2 separate regions of the Mus musculus genome follow, and region 1 is linked to region 2. Evidence: chromatin loops called from intact Hi-C (ENCODE). Cell type or tissue: gastrocnemius. All regions are shown on one strand. Links, peaks and the distances in the headings refer to the core of each region. The heading gives the core; the rest is flanking DNA.

Region 1 (9,735 bases), core at 1,034-9,033, 110 kb before region 2:
CCTCACAGCTCCTGGGAACTACCCTGCCTCCTACCCATGACCAAGCTTTCAAGCCACCCAGAATCTCTGTCTCAGCTAACGGGTAAATTCACTTCATAATGCCACAGCAAGTTATCTTCCATATATTTCCTGTTTATATTGCCAAAGTAGTTCATTGGAATCTATACAAATGAAGAATGGATATTTGTGGAGTCTGAAATGAGATCTCTTTTGCCTTTGAAGGGAAGTTCACCAAGGAATTTTTAAACTTTTAGCATAAGAAATGTTTCCATTTTCTCCCATAGTGTTAGATCTGGGTACAAATGGCCTTCGTTGAGTAGATTTCTCCCCCTTTTCTATTTTTCATCATTGTCCTGCCTACACACACATACACACACATACACACACACACACACACACACACACACACACTGGGGGAGGGGGGAGAGAGGGAGACAGAGATGAAGATGGAGACAGAGAGAGAAAGATGCATGCACATACCCAGAGAGATGCATGCATGCACACAATTTAAATAAATAAATAAATAAATAAATAAATAAATAAATAAATAAATATTTATCAAGCCTGAGTTTCAGCTCTCTGAGATTTTGTAACAGTTCCTTGCTGGAATCAGTAAGGCATTTGTCAATTGCAAAGCTTAAGTACCAAAGAGCAAAGGGTAACACTTACCTTTCTCAGAAAGAATTTCAGGAGCTACATATGTTGGCGTCCCACACACAGTAAATATAGGCCTCACCACATATTTGGCCAAGCCAAAATCAGCCAGCTTCAAGGTGATAGACTTGTCTTCATTTCGCTGAACCTAGAAGGGATCAGAAGGTCCAAAGCATTAAAACTGCGATGGAAATAAAGAAGGAACACTGAGGCAGTAGTGTGTGTGTGTGTGTGTGTGTGTGTGTGTGTGTGTGTGTGTGTGTGTAACCTGTACCACTGAGACCATAGTCTGTATGTGAACCCTAGGACACTGAGACAGTAGTGTGTGTGTGTGTGTGTGTGTGTGTGTGTGTGTGTGTGTGCAACCAGGGACACTGAGACAGTTGTGTGTGTGTGTGTGTGTGTGTGTGTGTGTGTGTGTGTGTGTGTGTGTGCAACCAGGGACACTGAGACAGTAGTGTGTGTGTGCAACCAAGTCAAAGTAGCTGCTGACATTTTCAACCAAAGGACCAGAGTCAGGTTCACTGCACAATCCAGTTCAGCTTCGTGTGTTATCAAATGTGATATTAAGAATTCATTGATTAAAGCTCAGTTTCTCAGCTGCACTGGGCACATGTGTTTGTCCAAGAGCAACCTGTGAGTTGAGTACCGTGCTGGACAGTGCAGATGGAAACCATTTCCACCAGACACCGCTGTGTTCTAACAAGGAGTCCTGATACTCTGAACATAAACTAAGAACAAGCAGTGGTCTAGAGGGACAGTGAGATGGCTCAGTGGGTATAGAACCCATAGGGTGGGAAGAGAGAGAACCTGACTCTAACCTCCACATAGGATGGCGGCACATGCTCCCACCCCACTACAGATAAACAAATGTACGTTACACTCCACATAGAGCAAATGATGAGGGTCAAACCCAGTACCGTCTTGCTCCAAGTTCAAGATGCATGCAGCTTGAGGGAGATCCTGATGACATCATAGTGTCACACATGAGGTTCCTGCCCCTGCCCCTGCCTCCCCCGACCCCATAGCTGACGTCTCCACAAGCTGCATGTATCTTAATTGCTGAGTCCAGGTCAAGACTGGTATATGAGCAGAAACAATGACAAAGGGGAAGGCTGAAAAACCCAAGAAAGCATGGAATGTGGTGCACACATCCCTGCCTGCCCATCCGGGAACCACTGGGCTTCTGACCCTTACCTAACTCCAGCTCATTTCCATTCTATAAAGTGCTTTTCTTCCTTAATAAACTCTCTCTGTTTCTACCACTATCTGTGTATCCCGGATCCATTTCCATGCTAGAGAACCTGGGAATCCCAGTCAGGGTGTCCTAATCCCAGTCAGGGTGTCCTAATCCCAGTCAGGGTGTCCTGCAGCCCCCTTCCAAGCCTCTTCACATCACTGGCTCCTAAGTTAACCTGGCCAAGAACAAACCATAGTTTCGGACCCAAAGCCGAGTTCTGCTCACTCTGCGCACAGAGGCAGATGCAGCCTGAAAGAGACAATGGAATAATTTGGGCTAGAAAGTCTAGTTGGGAAGGAAAGGAACACAAAATAGTGTTGGCAATTCCATATGGAACTGCCAGATGGACTGTCTCCATCCATCATATGACTACAGAATTGTTGAGAAAAAATGTTCCCCACAAAAATATTTGCAAATATTTCTAGCCAAATGATCAGAATCAAAAGTATCTGGCCAATTCAATACATCAAAATAAAATGGGTACTTCTATCAAAAAAAGTAATTGGAAACCCACAATTCCAAAGCCTACCCCAGAAACTCAAGCTTTGATTTAAGATTGTATTGTGTTTGGTGTCCTGTATATGCCTTCAAAACAGCACATCAGTTTTAAATGACTCTATGAGCCTGTCTAAAACATAATATCATGTTCTTGTCTCTTCAGAGTTCAGCTTTTCCCACCTGGAACACCGCCCATTGCTGGGAAGGACTGGTGTGTTAAAGACTCCGGTTCTACTGTTATGGTTTCTTTACTAGTCTCAGCATTGTCTATTATTGTTTTCTTCTGTGTTTATCTATTTATTTTTGTGAGAGGCAATACATCAGGCATGTACCTGTGTAGATACAGGTATGTACCTGTGTAGATACAGGTATGTAGTGTGTAGATACAGGTATGTAGTGTGTAGATACAGGTATCCATGCAAGGATGAGGACATTGGCTGCCCCACCCCTCCATCTTATTTAATAAGACAGATCCCTCATTGAACTTAGTTTCAGCTAGACTGGCTGGCCAGCAAGTTCCTGGTACCCACTTGTCTCTGTTCTCCAACACATCAATTATACGTGCACAGTCATGGCCAGCATTTACGTGGGTGCCAGGGATTTGAACTCAGGTTCTCTTGCCTTCACAGCAAGCACTTTTACCCAATGACCTGTCTCCTCAGCTCTTCTCGAGGCTGTTGCTGGCTTCACTATGTAAACAGCTTCATTCCACTTAAGGCTATGCCATGTGTGAGTGTTTTGGCACCTTAATATATTGCTTCACCTTAATACCTGTCTTACCTTCAAGTCAGACCTCCACCCGAACAGGAAACTTGTCTAACACTTCTCTCCACCAGACACCAGTTCATCACATATCCATTCCTGATGACCCATAAGTCCATCCCTATCTGCTTTCTCAGTATCCCCTCTGGGATGACAGTAAATAGGAATGCATCCTTTCCAAAGATGGGAAGCAAGGACCGTGAACCGCCCACCTCACCCCAACCCCAAACTGGCTTTCTGAATTCTCTAAGCTATGATCCCAGGACTCCTGGCAAGTCCTTTATGTGGCTTGGTTTCGACTGTGGAGATAGGGAACACTCAGGACTCTCATCTGGCCAAGCAGCCAAAGGCCCCATTAAATGTCCACTTCAATGTCTATGTCTCAAGAAGCTTTTCTGGCTTTCCTGGGTTTGGAAGCCATCCTGCCCTGGATCTACTTGCCTGTGAATCCGCTTACCCCCAACCCACGTCTCCAAGTTTATCAAACCCTGCTGTTCTAAGCCATGTTCTTGCTGGGCTGATCCAGGGCTCTGACAGACAGTCTATTAAGTGATGGCTGCACACAGAATGAATGACTGACTGGTCTGTCTGTCTATGCTCCCCTTTCCAGCCACACCAGAGTGTCCTGCTTGGAATCCAGGTGGTCTGCATTAGTGATGGAAGGATTGGATAACTCCACATGTGCCCCAAAATCTCAAGAAAAAAAATTTTTTTTGAGTTAGGGTATCATGTAGAACAAACCAGTTAGCTCAGGATGACCTTGAACACCTGATCCTCCCACTTCCAGATCCCAAGTTCTCGGATTATAGGTGTGCACCACCATGCTTAGTTAACACAGTGCTAGGGATCAAACCCAGGGCTTCATGCATCCAGTACTCTATCAACTGAGTTACATGCGTGTCCCTCAAGAGAGATCTTTATGTTGTCATCAGTTGGCCTCCACTCTGCCCTTCCACAGTTTATCAATTTAAGCACGGTTATGCAGTCAGTTATGAGGTGCATGCCTGTAAGCCTAGCACTCAGGAAGGTAGAGAATTCCAGGCCACTTTCCACTGTACAGCAATGAAGACCCTATCTCCAAAAAAACAAGCAAACATGCCTTAATAAATAAAATCTAAAATGTACATTTAATCTCTAAGCAGAAGGGGGCAGCAGAGTACAGACCAGCAACCAGGCACCCTTCAACATTAGGCTTGGAAGAGGCTTGTTTATCTCTGCTAAATTCCTGCTTGAATCTTCAAGGTTCTTTAGGCCGTTTCCCTCCAAAGCACATTTCCAACTAACAAGGACTGAAGTGATCTTAGAAGCCACGCCATATCAAAATGCCAGTGCCCCACACTAATTGACACTGGAACATGAAAGGCACCGTCATCCCCTGACCATCACGCTGTTCACAGTAGCCAGGAAATGGAACCAGCCTAGGTGTCCATCACCCAAAAAAAGAAGAATGAAAATGTGGCTCAATACACAGCGATACTTTATGCAGCCATAGGAAGAATGGGATCATGACGTTGGTAGAAAAAAAATAAACAGAATTGGGTATTATTACATTAGACAAAGCAACCTAGACTCAGAAAAATAAATGCCACATGTTTTCTCCAACACAGATCCTAGACTTTCATATTTATATTTGTGTGTAGAGAGGGTGAGTACAGGTCATACCAGAGGAGGAAAAGAGGCTTCCTGGGGTGGGGAGCAAGAGGCAGGAGATAAAGAAAATAATAAAATACCCAGGAGGAGGGGGACCAGCAAGAGGAGGATGGGGGTCCTGGGGAGGGGTGTGGGAAAGGAAGATCAACAAAAACAAAGGGTGTCTGAAAATGGCCACGCCAGGGAGCCATGCAGGCCAGAGCACAGCAGCCTCTAGGCCACTTGTGTTTTTAGCTGAGGGCAGCCTGCTGAAGGAGGACAGTCAGACAGCCTTGTCTCCTAAATTGAATCTGATAGCTTCATATTTCTCTGTACTTCACATCACCGTTGTGTCACTGGAGAAGGAAGATGAGAATCAAAGGAGATGAGGAACAGCGGCTTCCAGCTCAGTCGCCCTGCTGCTCTCTCTGGGAGTCAGCTCCCCAGCCTGTAGACTGGCTCCATCACCACACAGCCAATCCTCCCCACTTAAAAAACACACAGTCCATTTCTACACACCCCTTCAGCAACTTCAATTTTGTGATCTCCTTCACACACACACATGCACTATGAATCTTGAAACAGATACCCGTATCTACTACATGCATATTTTCACCATCCCTGATCCCCTGAACTCAGTCAAGCTCACGCTGCAATAATTACCCTGGAGTCTTCTTCCTCCATCAAAAAGACGAGTTGCACACTAACTAGCTGTAGGTCAGGACACCAGAGTCCTCTCTCCTTGCCCACCATCCCAACCCATCCACAGGGAGGATCACCTGACCCTATTCACTTCAGCTGGATGCCAAAACACAACAGGGAGTTTACCTCAGCCCCAGCCCCAGCTTCCTCCCCTGATCTTACATCACCCCCAACCGACAGGCCTTGCAGAAGATGAATCAGGCTCTTCCAGAAACAACCGAGCCTAGGGAGAGCTAAGATCTCAGAAACTCACAGAAGAGCTCTACTTAGCTGCTTTTTCCAACTCAAAGAATCTTGAGAAATTCAATCTCCAATCTTCAAAGGGCTTCCGAGAACACATTCTCCTAGGAAGGTGGCCACAAGATATCGCTAGCATTCGCTAACAAAATGACCTGGACTAAAGCCCTGTTTCATCTAACTCTGTCTCTTGTGACTCCATGTTATTGCTGAAATCTGTGTTCCTTAATTTCATGAAGTCTGGCCTGATGAGAGGCGCCGCCGTGGTTATTACCAATGTTTAAAATTGTTAATGCCTGGGGCATTAATAAGAAAACAAGAGTGCATGCCTAGCTTCTAGCTTAGGAGAGAGAGTAAGAGCTGGTAGAAGAAATGCCTGTGGATCACGGAGAATTGCTACCACTGAGACCGACTTGTATATCGTAGCAGAAGGGAGAGGGGAAAAGGACATGGAGAATTAAGGTCAACAAAATGGTGGAAGACGTTTATGTCAGATGAAGAATGGGCAAGAGATGTGTGTGTCCTTCTCACCCTGTGGGTCCTTCTTGCCCGAGGCTTTCCTTATCACCCTCAAGAACACATACTTACCAGTGTGCAGTTCCAGCCATATTCAGTAGTGAGATGGCCAGACAAACCTACTTCATCCTGGAACCAACAAGAAAGGATCTGCCTTTGTCTTCACCCAAGCTGTGACCTGTCCCTACAATGCCACCTCCATTTCTGCTACTCCAAGCACTCAGAGCTGTAGTACCTGGGAACAGTGACAAGACCCAGGAAAGGCAGCACTCCACATGTGAGGAAGAGGAACAACTGGTCGCCAGCCCATCTCACTCCTCTCAGCTCCTCCCCTGAAGAAGACTCAACTCTTCCCCCCGCCCCACTGGAGGAGATGATTCTGGAAGGACTCTGCTAGAGCCTAACGTCCCTTCCATCACCGCCCGCTCACACAGATGTCTTGGCTGAGGATACCTGGCCTGTACACTCCCCGTCCTGGGTGAGCTGGTCTAATTACCACCTCTTCTCAGGCTCCTGTGGCTTCCTCCCTCCTTCCCTGGGATTCAGTCAACACAATCCCATTCCCTCCAGGGGACCACATACAGGCAGAAGAAGCAATTAACATGGATATTTCTGCAAGCTGGAAAGTCTCATAATTAAAACTTTCTTTGTAAGATCTCAGGAGTCTAAATAACCCTAAGGGTAGAAGAATCCTAATATCAGGAAATGAGATCAGTGCGACCAGATGAACTTGCCATACAGGAGGCCTGAAACATTACTCCGGGGCCTAATTATCAGATGTAAATATTTCTGTTGATTAAAACATCATGAGAAGCAGCTACATTCATTAAGAGCTTTCAGTGTGCACAGAAAATGTCTGTAAAAAGCAGCTGTACTTATAATCCGTTGCTCCGTCAGAAGTTGGTGTTAAAATAAGCATCCCCCAGGCTTAGCAAAGATAGGTCTAATAGAGAGCCAGCAGCCATCTCTTAAAGAAAGGAAGCGTTGATTTGACAGCACATGTAGGTAAGTGAAGAACACCAACTGATGGATGCTGGTCACCATGGCAACAGTGGTGAATACTGAATCTTGGAAAAACCAAACACATTTGCAACATAATTATTCTCTATCAACAAGCTCGGAAATGGTATCTATCTAAGCCCAGACAACAGAAGTTGTCAAGTCCAGCAGAAGCCTCATCTTTGTCTGAAGAAAACCAAAAGCCTGGCACTGGATAATGTTTAGACTCTAGACATGATATGCCAAACTGACTTAGGCTGAAAAAGGACAAACGTGTTTCATGAGTGTGATAGACACCTGTTTCAACAAGTGATCACCGACAGATCACCCAGGAAGAGCAAGGCATTACCTCATACACAAAAGATGGCTCACACACAGCTTCCTGCTGTTTTTGAAGCTGTACATGTACACATGTACACGCACACACATATATATACTTGTACATGCATAAAATTTGATGTGTTAGAATAGCAGCTTGAGTCTGCACACCAGGCCAAAACAGTTCCACATGTAAGAGGTTTATTGGGAGAGAGGGGGGCAAGGAAGATGGCAGCGGAAAGAGAAGTGGAGAAGAGAGAGAAAAAGGTGGGAGGGAGCTTTCTTTGTGTATGGGTAATGATGTAACACTGGTAAAGGTGGGAGGTGAGCCAAGTGGATTCTGGGAATATGGTGGCTGTTGCCTTGGGAAAAGGTCTGTGGGTCCCGCCGATGTGATGTCACAGGTTTCAGAGGTCCTGATGCCAACCAAAGTTTATTTGGAGAGAATAAAACTGACCTTTTTTTTTTTTTATCAAAATCAAAAAAAGTTCTAAATGCCAACTGGTCTGGTAGCCATGAACAGATTGTGTGTTGAGCTGAAAATACTATAGCTATTCACCCACACAAGACTTGTACACACATACAAGTACACACACATATAGAAAATATATAAATATGGCAGGGAGAGAGACTAGTTGGGAAAAATAGAGTGAGCAGCATCAGGAGGGGACAAGATGCTTGTAGGAGATGAATCTGCTCCTAATATGTTGTATGCATGCATGTAAATGTGAATGATGAAAACTGTTAAAAAGAAAAATTACAGCTAATCTGTAGTTTGCCATCACCCTTTCTCTCTCTCTCTCTCTCTCTCTCTCTCTCTCTCTCTCTCTCTCTTTCTCTCCCCACACACACACACACCACTGCCTTAAAGCACTCAAAGATCTCAGCTGTGATATTTAATTCTACAAAGATCTGCGTCTGCTTAACCTCTCAGAGATATTTGTCTACACCGAACACATCACCATTACAGTTTCTACTTCCCAGAGCAACTTCCCATTCTCAACCAGCCACGGAGCTCACTCTCCAGTGACACACTGCTGCCTGGTCCATCCCTCGCACTGTGAGAACAAGCTGAGCCACAGACAGATCCCAGGATCTTGTCCTGGTCAGAAAATACAAGGTAAACCAACTGTCCCCAAGTAAAACTAGTCCCTAGGTACCCCTAATCTTGCATGTGAAAACTGTGGGCGTGGGTAACTGGTGGACTATCTTATTCGGCCCAGCTCACAGGACCTACCCAGAGCTCTCAGAAGAATCGCTCCTGCTTAAAGGGTTCAGGAAAAACAGCAAAGGAAAGAACAAAGACTCTGTTGAGAGTCTGGTCATCAAGTGGGAAAAATGCCTCCATTCAGACCCAGAAGACAGAAACAACAAAAAGACTGAATAATGGGGCCTGTAACTCAGTTTGCAGCATGCATGCCTAGCACGCTGGAATCCTGCCTTCATTCCCATACACCAGGTGTGGCACACGCCTGTAACCCCAGCACAAGCGAGATAGAGGCGAGATGATCAGATGTTCAGGGTCATCCTCGGGCTACGCAACAAGCTTGAGGCAAGTCTGGGATACGTCAGTGAATATATTAGCCAAAAAAATTTTTGATAATAATAAAGGTTTTTTTAAAAGCAATAGAGAAGGGACAAGAACACCAGCGAATATAAAAATTCAGTTTCCACCGAGAGAGTTATCGGAGGCTAATTCAGACCATGCAGGCAGACAGCCAAATTATTCTTGCAATTCTATTAAAGTTGGCAAAAACAGGAGGACCTGAGTTAATGGACAACATAAACCTCATTTCACCAGAAAATGAGCTTGACTCAGTCTGCCTGCAGCCGGCTCACTCGTGGGGGCAGGTCACAGACACAGCTCTGCAGCCTGGAGAATTAAAGGGAGCACACTAAGTTCCTGGCCCCTTTTCCCTGTCCAGAAAAAAAAAATGTGGCTTATTGGCATAACTGTCTCATTCGCTATTGCTTCGTCTGAGGCAAACTAGGCTCTGAGTGGCCCTTCATGATAAATGCCAGGGCACCACGGTCCTTTCAATTTGCTGATCTCAATGATATCAGCAAGCAATGGAGTGTTTGCTGTTTCCCAGACAGCAGTGAGCGATGGCATCCAACGCATGTCTGTTAACTGTCCTCCGTGTAGCAAAACCGTTCTCGGTTCCGTGGTAGAGTCTGAA
Region 2 (9,735 bases), core at 1,110-9,109:
CAGTGGGCTGGAGTTGGTCAGCAGGCCTCAGAAATGGTTTCTGACCCTAGCAAGGCTGAACTGCCCGGGTTACATGTGGTACTTAAAATATGAAACTCCCAGGAGTCTCGGATTTTACACATCACTGTATCTTCTGTATCATTGTAGCCACTTCATTCTCCATCCTTTACTTTTTATAAAGGGATGTAACTTGGCATCTTTGTAGTGCTCAAGGATGCTCAAACCATGAAGTGGCTAGAGCTGAGAGGTGTTTGCTTTAAATTATTCTAACTACGTGATGAAGCGAAGTGAAATGGCTAAAGCATTGTCTACTAAACATGGCTGGTTGTGTTACTATAAAAAAAAATCAACTATAGGGTTCATTGTCATACTCTAAAAAGTGATGTCAACATAGGTGAAATCATTTGAGTAGTTGAAAGGTTTAGAAAAATTCTTTAGGATATACTCATAACATCCTCTTTGTAAAGCTATTTAGCAAGGAAAGCAGGTAAAAACACGACATTCAAGAGGACTCTCTTGGCAGGCAAAGAGGCAAAAAGGGGGAGGCTGGCAAAGGGGCCAAAGAAGCCAGACGCATTTTAAAACTGCTGGAAGAGAAACAAACCTGCTCATTGGGTTTGTGGTTACCTATTTCCAGGAAATAAACATTCTTTTAAATCATTATTTCAAAATGAACACAAGAAGAGGTTGTGTGTCTGGAGCAAGGATAACAGACCTGCAGCATTTGGGGCCAAAAGGAGCTGCTTCTTCCAAGTAAAAAGCTTGGATCCACAGCAAGTCTCCCACAAAGTCTATGGGTTTCAAGGTTCCTGACACCACCACCCCCATCCCTCTCCTATATGAGTGTGAAAGAATGAATGCCCCCAGGACAGGGTGTAAAGAGCAATTGCCCTTCTAAATTCCCAAGCATGGTTTAGGGTTATCTGAGAAAGTTACTCCATCTCCACTAAGATGAAGAAACATCCTATGAGGGTCTGATGTGGCCACTCCTTGGTTGGCCTCCCAACTCTGACAACCTGGTAATTATGTGAATCAACAGGCAAAATAAATCTAGAGAGAAGAACACAAACAGCGACCACCCATGCCCATGCACGCCCAGGTCCAAATGTCCACCCAAGCCCAAATGCCAGGTGTTCCAAGGCAGTGCTGCCTGGGACAGTAACAGGCACAAAGACAGACAATCTCCACCATCCCTCATGTCAAACATTGATCACTGTTCAGAAACTTTCATCCAGTCACCTCTAGAGAAAATCTAAATTCCAGACCACAGAGGGTGGGGAAGTCTGATCTGCCTTCCCTCTCTTTTTCCCCCCTAATGCATTTCCTTTCCTTTTCTTGTAGCATTTTTTCTGGTCTGGAGATTGTAAAGGATGAATTGGGGGCATACTTTGCACCAGGGAACACACAATTGCATTACACCAGTAAACACTGTTAAAAATATTTATTAGAGGTCTCCTTATGTATACAAAATAAAGCAAATATTATCAAAAGATTCTGTTTAGGTGTTTGTTGCTTTTGTGTATTTCTGAATTTCACAAAGTCTGAGTCATCAGTGGGAGGACAGGGAGGAGCCTGTGCCATTCCCAGAGTTAGGTGGAAAGAGTCACTGATTTTTTTCTTTCAAAAGCAAAGCTCCCCCACATAGATCCTTAAATCTTTGACCTTTGACTTTATCACTGGCATGTGCATACAGATGGCACTTAATAAAGGACAGGAACAACAAAGTCTTACCCCTTTCTCTTTCAGGAGAGCCTCAGTCCAACCATGACCAGTGGATGTGTTATTAGGAAAAAAAAGTTAGACCTCAGAGATGAAAATGGTAGCAGGGTTAATGAGCATGCATCTGCTTTTATTAACAAACCTACCAGGATGGGGCTGTACATAAGAAATGGCAATGATGTATTTATTCATTGTGGGAAGTTCTGGAAGCCAATTCAAAGGTGAGAGGGAAGGGAGGACAAAGGAAAAATACTTAGTGCCCAAAGCATTTCTTCAGATTCTGCTATGAGTATTTTAACTATGGACAATTTACTTAACCCAGTAACCTCTGGCTTTATCTACAGAACAAAGATAACAAGGTTCCTTAGGGCCTCAGAACATTGGAGAGATGAGACACTATATTCAAAAAAATTCCCTTCTAAATGGTAAGGCCATCTTTGCAGTACCAGACATAAATACTATTAAGTCAAATATGGCATCAAAGAATGATTTAAAAACATAAGTAAGGATTCTATTTCAAGAGTCATATCAGTGGTAAATTTTAAGGTATCAAAGCTAAAAGGTTCTCTAATTTAGGTATAAAACAGCCTCTCCAAGCTTTTAACAGAAAAATCTGCAACAGGGACCAAAACACAGCAAGCTGTAGCACAAAGAAGACCCATAGCAGTCAGCCTGAGTCCCCACCAAAGACAATGTTAGTGAAAAGAAAACAGTAGCTAGAAGCCACAGGACAATGGTCTTGACTTAGTGGGTCACCCAACAGTAATTTAGAAATTTAAAAGAGAAGAAGAAAAAAAATTGGCAAGGACTCAGGAACCACACTAAGGCAATGGCTGGCACAGAAGTCACCGGGGATGAATCCAGGGACTCTGACTACTGTGGTCTACATGTGTGAAGCTGTGGTAGTGAAGCATGCCAAAGGGAGCTGGGGACAGGGTGAGTGTTCTTGTCACCCACATTACCTGATCCAGCAGGCCGGAACAAGCCTCGCTCTCTTCCTGGAGTTGTCTTTCACCTGACTTTGCCCAATTCTGCCCTTATAGGGTGGACATTGCTAACCTGGCCCTCATGTATGGCTCTCCTTAGAACTTGTTCCAACTTAGACACCCCTGGGAGCCCATGATAACAGCAGCTAATAAAATCTGGCCTTGAGTACTGGTCATTCAGAAAACATGAATATAAGAGAGCCAGGGATATGTACATGGAAAAGTAACCCGTAGCAGCTCAGAGCTATTCTCGACCCCCACCCCATCGACTCCTAAACCTCACCCTAAGGGCAAGATGCTCTACAACAGACACAGGCACCTGTACCAAACTCTTGGCCTCAGAGCAGAAGCCCCACTCAGGCACAGACCTGCACTGTGTGAGGAGAACCCAGTGTGGCGCACGTACCTCAGAGTCAGTAAAGAAGTTGTAAAGGAGGACATCGTCAAACTCCAGCCCTTTGGCCTCATAAACAGTTAGCACGAGAGCTAACCCCAGCTCCTCTGGGATTTTCTCCTTAGCCTTTTCATTGGCAACAAGAATCACCTAAAATAGAACAAACCCACATAATATCAGATTCTACAAAGACAAATAAAGGGAAGTTTGGTGTTTCCCTGTAAAACAAGTAATGGCTCTAAAGAGAACTGGCCAGGATTGACTTGGTCATCTCGGACTGGGGAGATAGTCAATGGCCTCTCTCAAGCACAGACTCATTCTGTATTAAGAGCATATTAACTCACCTTCTTCTTCTTTATGACTAAGACTTCAAATTGACTTATTTCAGAATGCACAGTCCCAAGAAGCTTACCTGGTGGGCACCAAATTCGATGGGCTGAGTTTTTCTTTTGTTCCCTCGCAGCAAGATTGCCAAGTCACTTACACTACAAGAATCCAAGAGAGTTGGCTTGGGACCATCAAAGAGTCCAGAATCTCTTGGAAGGCGATCAAAGGATTCTGGGAAATAGAACTGAAGTAAATCCACTACTCCAGATGCAAGATTGAGGATTCCTGGATGAAACAGAAAGCACCTGTCAGATACTGCACAGCATGGCTGAGGTTTTGATTATTTAGTTTAGTTTGTTTGTTTGTTTGTTTGTTTGTTTGTTTATGGGGGAGCCAGTATACACCACTGGTGTAAGGGGAGTTTCCCAAATTGTTGATTGGCTAAATAAAGATGACAGAAGCCAATCACTAGGCGAAAGATAAGGAAGAATTTCCAGGCAGGACACGAAGAGGGGGACAGAGAGGATTGGGAGCCAGACCAGACAGTGAAGTGGAGAGAAAGCTATAGGTTTCTTGGGGCACCAATCATTTGTAGCCTCTGCAGTTACCAAGAAGGATGGGGCAGGATATTCTTCACCTAACCTTTGAGTTATCTGGTCAGTTTTAAAATATAAAAGTCTCTAGTGTTTTCCTTCCACTGGGCCAAAGAGAGCTGGGTAAGGCAGCCATTGTGGCACTGGGCAAATGGCAAGCAGACACTGGGAGAGCTAGTGTGGGAGCTGAGTGAAACTGGGATGGTCACTGGCTGTTCTCAGAGCATAGTTGGGAAGGCACTCTTAACATTGTGGGAAAAGCATTAGCTAGCAGGCAGACAGCTGCTAGTCCCAGAGCCTAGCCAGAACTAGCATGGTTTATTACAATTACATGCAACAGATGGCACCCAACATGGGGCATGACTCCAGGACTCTGTGATTAAGAGTCCCATGCTCTACCGACTGAACTAACCGGCTACCCTGACAGTACACTTTATTTCAAGCTTATATACAGTTCCCACTCAGTTAACAATGAGTTATAACTTCTTTTTTTTTTCATTGATTAATTTATTCATGTTATTGTAGCCCCGAGTTATAACTTCTTATCACTCTGGGTGTAGTAGATAAAGGCAGAAATGTGTTACTGAACCAAGAGGGTTTATGGGCCCTCAATTTCAACTTCTGATGATAACAGAAAGATCACTGCTAAATAACTCAAGGCAGACATGTCACTACAACTAAAGGTACTAGAATGTCTATATAAATATGGTAAGAATATGATAGGAAATCAAGAATCACTGTTTCCTCCCATTGGTCCCCACAGCACTAGAAGCAACATTTCCATGGTAAGAGCATGAGGAATTGTTAACTGGAGACAACCAAGGCCTCTATCATCCTAATTCTCCAGGTTTACACAGCTGAAATAGGACTGTACAAAGGGAAATTGTCAGAACTAGAGAACAGACTTTTCAAAAAGTTTTTTTTTTCCTTTCCCCAATCAGGTCTCATTTCTTATCAGTGCTGTAAAGTAATCCTGACTAAAGTCTGAGATACAATAGTCACCCTCATAACAATCACTCCATAAAACCATTACAAGAACCCAATGGGCCAGACAAAACCATGGAGATGTTACTAATGGATTCCACCGCCTGAGAAATAACTAACCCCCTCTAAGTGATGGGATCTCAAGTACACTGGATACCTATCTTCTTGGGTCTCTCTAATTCCCTTAGAAGCCATCTGTCATTGCCTAACACCAAGTAGATTAAGGCAGAGCACTGAAAAACTGCATGTGTTGTCACAACTATTATCAAATAGTGAAGATAAAATGTATTACCTAATTCTTTAATTCTTACAAATTTCCAATATATAGTAATAATGAACATAATTATCAACTGCTGTTCCTAAGAAAATCTGTTGCCACTGTCATTTTCTGTTAGTTAAGAACTAGCAATGGCCAAAAATTTACACTGATGGAGGAGCCCAAGAGGGGCATAAAAGTACTTTGCTGAACAACTGGAATTCACTTAAATATTCTCCAGGAAACTAGGTAAGTAATTTTTGATATTACCATACATAAGGAATAAGACAGGCCAACCATGAAAAGGAAACACACACACACACACACACACACACACACACACACACACACACACACACTATATTTGGATATATCTTTGATAAATCTTGAAAAGATTAAGTAAAATAAATCATACAAAATTAAGTAAAATATGCACTCGTTGTACCTTTCAAGTCACAAGAGATGTCTATAACAGACAACACCATAGAAACAGAAAGATAAGTGACAGGAAGAAAACAATAAAGGATGGCTGCCTTAATGATTAAGTTGGAGAAGGATCAAGGGAGACTCACTCCCAACTTCAGCCTTGGTCTTCTACACACACATGCATGTATACCTATCTACACACCCACACATGTGTACCAATACACTTGTAGATATGCCTACACACATACACAGCACATGAAAAATGCAAAAGGAAAAGAGAAAGTGTTCAAGTGTATATTATCTCCCAATTGGCTTCTTTGAGAAAAAAAAAACTATTTTAAGGACTGATGAATTATTAACCAAACATTACTTATTTTAAGCTGATAAAGTGGACTCATCTTTTCCTGGTGGCACTGGGCAAGTGTTAAGCATCATTAAAATGCTATTCTAGTCATTATTAGAGTTAATGGTAAGGTTTTTTTGTTTGTTTCTTTCTCTGTTTGCTTTTCTTGTTGAGACAGGATCTCACTATGTAGCTCTGGCTAACCTGGAACTTATGTTAATCAGGCTAGCCTTGAACTCAAGGAGATCTGCCTGCCTCTGGCTACAGAGTGCTGGAATTAAAAATGTGTACCACCACAGTCAGCATTAATAAATTTTTTAATGTCTTCTAAATAAGCAAGGAAGTTGGGAGGCAGGCAGTTTGATTCCCTAATTGGCAGCTGCTGGTCTCTCTCTTGCTGCCCTGGCCATCTTAATTAAAAGGACTGTCAAACAGCCAGCAGAATTACCAGAACCAGCCATTTTGAATTCCATGAATGCCTTGAGAAAACTATACAATGATGGCAGCCAACTGCCCCAATTCCTGGAGACATAGCTTCAGTCAATCAGAACTCTTTCAAACAGTTTCTAGGGGACTTTGCTACAACAAGGTTCAATAACCTCTAGATGTCCCTGCAACCATTTCCACCTACTCCAGAGGAAGAATAATTCTGGCACTACAGAGCCAACCTTTGTTTGCATTCAAAGTGTGCTGTGATTGGTGCAAGCACCCCTTTTCTGGCCAATAAGCAGGCTGCTTGGCTCAAGTAGTTGAGAGACATCCTCCTAAGCAGCTTCCCTTCCATGGTGTCACAATATTAGGCACAATAAAAGGCCTTTTCTCCTTTGCTTTGCATCAGACTGGACTGGTAATGAAGAAAGAAGCAGTCAGTCAATTGAGGCAGCCCTGTGCCATGAGGGCAATAGCAGGAGAGAGGCTATAACAGTAGAGGCAGTTGAGCAGATGACAAGCAGCTGGCCAATGAAGAAGAGGCCCTGAGTTCAGCAGAGCAGTCAGGACAGGGGCAAGTGGGATGGAGTAATCAGATAGATGGAGAGAACTGAGGTTGCAGAAGGAGAAAGGCCATTAAAGAGCCAAAGAGACACTGCAGGCCCAGGTGGCTTAGGATTCCAAAGAGCTGTCAAGCTTTTAGGGCCAATGGCTTCCGAGACTTCAGGCCTGGGAGTTATAACATTAGCCACTGTCAAGAGGTAAGGAGTCTCGGTACCTGAACCCACCTAAAGCTGCCAAGGATAAAACATTCCTGACTTTCAGCCTTGTTCCCTGAACAGTGTTAACACCAGCAAGCATGCTACTACGGAAGGGGGAAGTGGAGCCCAACACTATTGCTGGAGTGCAGAGAGAGGGGAGTTAGCCTTTCTCAGGGATAAACCCACTATTTGGTTATCTAAAACCTACTGATCAGTCCTGAAAACATACACACACAAACAATATTTGGAACAGCTATCTCAACCGGAAATGGCAAAAATCCTGAAGCCAGCACAGCTGTCTGACACAGTTGCAGCAGCGCTGAGCCAAATGCTGTGATCTCTGTCATTCTGTCTCTCGCTTTTAGGTTTTAGTCTCTGTGTGTTCCACTCTTGTTCCATTCTTAGGGACTTTCTGCATTATGGTTCATTTTATGTCTTTTCCCAAGAAAATTACATCGGAGTCTACTTAGGAAAGCCCTAAGCTTCCTATTCCTTCTCCCTTTAGGGAAATAACTTTATCTGGCAAAAACACTAGGAATTTCTTTATGAGGACACGACATCAGTAATCTTGGGATATCCATCCCTGATCAAACTCAAACAGTATAATTGAAACAGAGTAAACTTAGAAATAGTTGACAAACTCCAACTGGTCAGGAGAATTGGTAATACATCAAAGGCCTCTTTTTAGAATATGCTTAGGGCTTTCTAAAAATGTAGTTTAAAGATAGGCACTCACACAGAGTTTGCCCCTGGAGGACTAGAACTCAGTAAATAAGACATATTGACTAAAATAACTTTTCCTACTTAATAGAGTGGATGATAAAAGGATATAAGAAAAAGGAATTAGGTATCAGTTTTTGCTATCCATAAAAAGACCAAATATTTTCTATTTGTCTGGAATACTTTCAAGCTGCAAATACTGTCAGCCTAAAAGCAGGCTGTCATATAATAAATATGTTTGCTTTGTTCATAAACCCAAACATGTAATGAATAATCAAGCACATGTCCAGAGACAAAGTGATATAATCTGTACTTTTTGAAGAATCATGAGTCTATCTTTGTTCTGTAAAAATCTCCATAAATAAAGAAGCAGCCTGATTGCTAGTCAGTCAGAGCTGCAAGACTCCCTTGATCACCATGCCTGACTCCTCCCTCACCAGGAACCTGTCAACTGCTGGGGCTACCCCATGACAAACACTAAACAGATTGAGTAGAGTGTGTGTGTGTGTGTGTGTGTGTGTGTGTGTGTGTGTGTATAACAATAATCATTAAAGAAAAAGAGGCCATGAATTTGAGAGAAGGGGCAGATGGGAGACTTGGGGAGCATAATCAAGGCTAAGTGATATACTTATATTTAAATTTACTTAAATTTCAAATTAAAAAGAAAAAGAAAAAGAAAAAAATTGACTTCCCAGGCCTACACTAGAGCTGTAACATTTTTAGAGTTAAAGGTCCTACCACTTAATGCCAGCAGGACTTCTGTGCACGTCCACAGTGCCACCTGCTGTGGCTCCTGCCTGCCTGCCTGCTGTCACTCCCTACTACTGTAAACATGCTTCTTGTCATCAACAATTTCTATCACATTAGAGCAAATGATCTCTGGCCAGATGACTGGTGCTACTACAAAGGAGTGTTAGTGAGCAAGGGCTTACATCGCACTTTAAATGCTCTCCTGAAATGTCCATTACATCATGAATACACAGTCATTTAAGATTCATTTCTATCACTACATCTTCAGTGATCTATTTACAGATGAGTGCTGGCAAAAATCCTAAGTTCTCTTGCTCGGGAGCATTATCAACTAACAAATTTCAAACCACTAGCTCTTTCTTCTGATACAGACTTAGCTCAAGACCAATGCTCCAGCCCCTCCCCTAAGGCCCGAGGTACCTGAGTGAGATCTGTAATTCTGGTACAGCTGATGGATCCTCTTGGGCTTTCGAACAGCACATTGCTTGTCTACTGTGCTTCTGCTGGCATAGTGGAACAGAGAGAGCAGGTCACTGAAACGGAAAGCCACGCCTTTCATTATGCTTTGGGCAGTGTCTCCAGTAAGGAACATGGCGTTGGGGTCATTGATGCATTTCATCAGCAGTGCCAGCTCTGCTTGGGTGAAGTCCTGAATCTCATCACCATAAAGCTCATGGATGGACCAGGGGAGCACCCTGAGCTTCGACAGCCTCCAGGACAGGTTGTACAGGACGTCCTCTTCATCAAAATACCCTTTCTGGGACCTGATCTGTTGATACAGGCAGAAGAGGCTGTAGATCTCACTCCGATCTTCCTTAAAATTGGGGGATCGTTTCCTCCCTAATTTCTTATAGGCTTCTTCAGTCAGTCTCCCATGGGGACAACTAAGAGCCTCAAAAGAACCCTTCAGGAATGATTTTATCTCTTTCCAAATCAGTGCTGGGTTGTAGGAACTTCTCCCTTTGATCATTTTGGGCCATATCTCATTGGTGAACACCTCAAATGTCACATACACCCGGGGATCACTGTCCCCTGTTTGTGTTTCTG

Evidence for each region. Hi-C counts contacts between places; a loop is a spot of excess contacts. Peaks named below come from ENCODE experiments on the same cell type or tissue, not always from the same donor. Only the 100,000 strongest peaks of a DNase experiment are listed, where the experiment ranks them.
Region 1: it touches region 2 in a loop (3-fold over the local background); 6 of 42 quality-filtered maps call a loop at or near these places.

The regions. Positions count from the first base shown.
Region 1 is chr9:111,473,685-111,483,419 of GRCm38, reverse strand. It overlaps Dclk3 (doublecortin-like kinase 3), which reads right to left. Exons shown (of 5, transcript NM_172928.5): 3 at 670-802. Among named protein-coding and RNA genes, the nearest start is that of Dclk3, 39 kb to the right of the region's middle. In gastrocnemius, for the core only: a CTCF peak has its summit at 4,309 (motif pointing right); a DNase peak (open chromatin) is centred at 4,310.
Region 2 is chr9:111,366,922-111,376,656 of GRCm38, reverse strand. Trank1 (tetratricopeptide repeat and ankyrin repeat containing 1) reads right to left here. Exons shown (of 22, transcript NM_001164659.1): 11 at 9,109-9,735; 12 at 3,512-3,711; 13 at 3,112-3,249. Among named protein-coding and RNA genes, the nearest start is that of Gm51693, 30 kb to the left of the region's middle. In gastrocnemius, for the core only: no CTCF peak of the experiment used is centred there; DNase peaks (open chromatin) are centred at 4,346 and 8,732.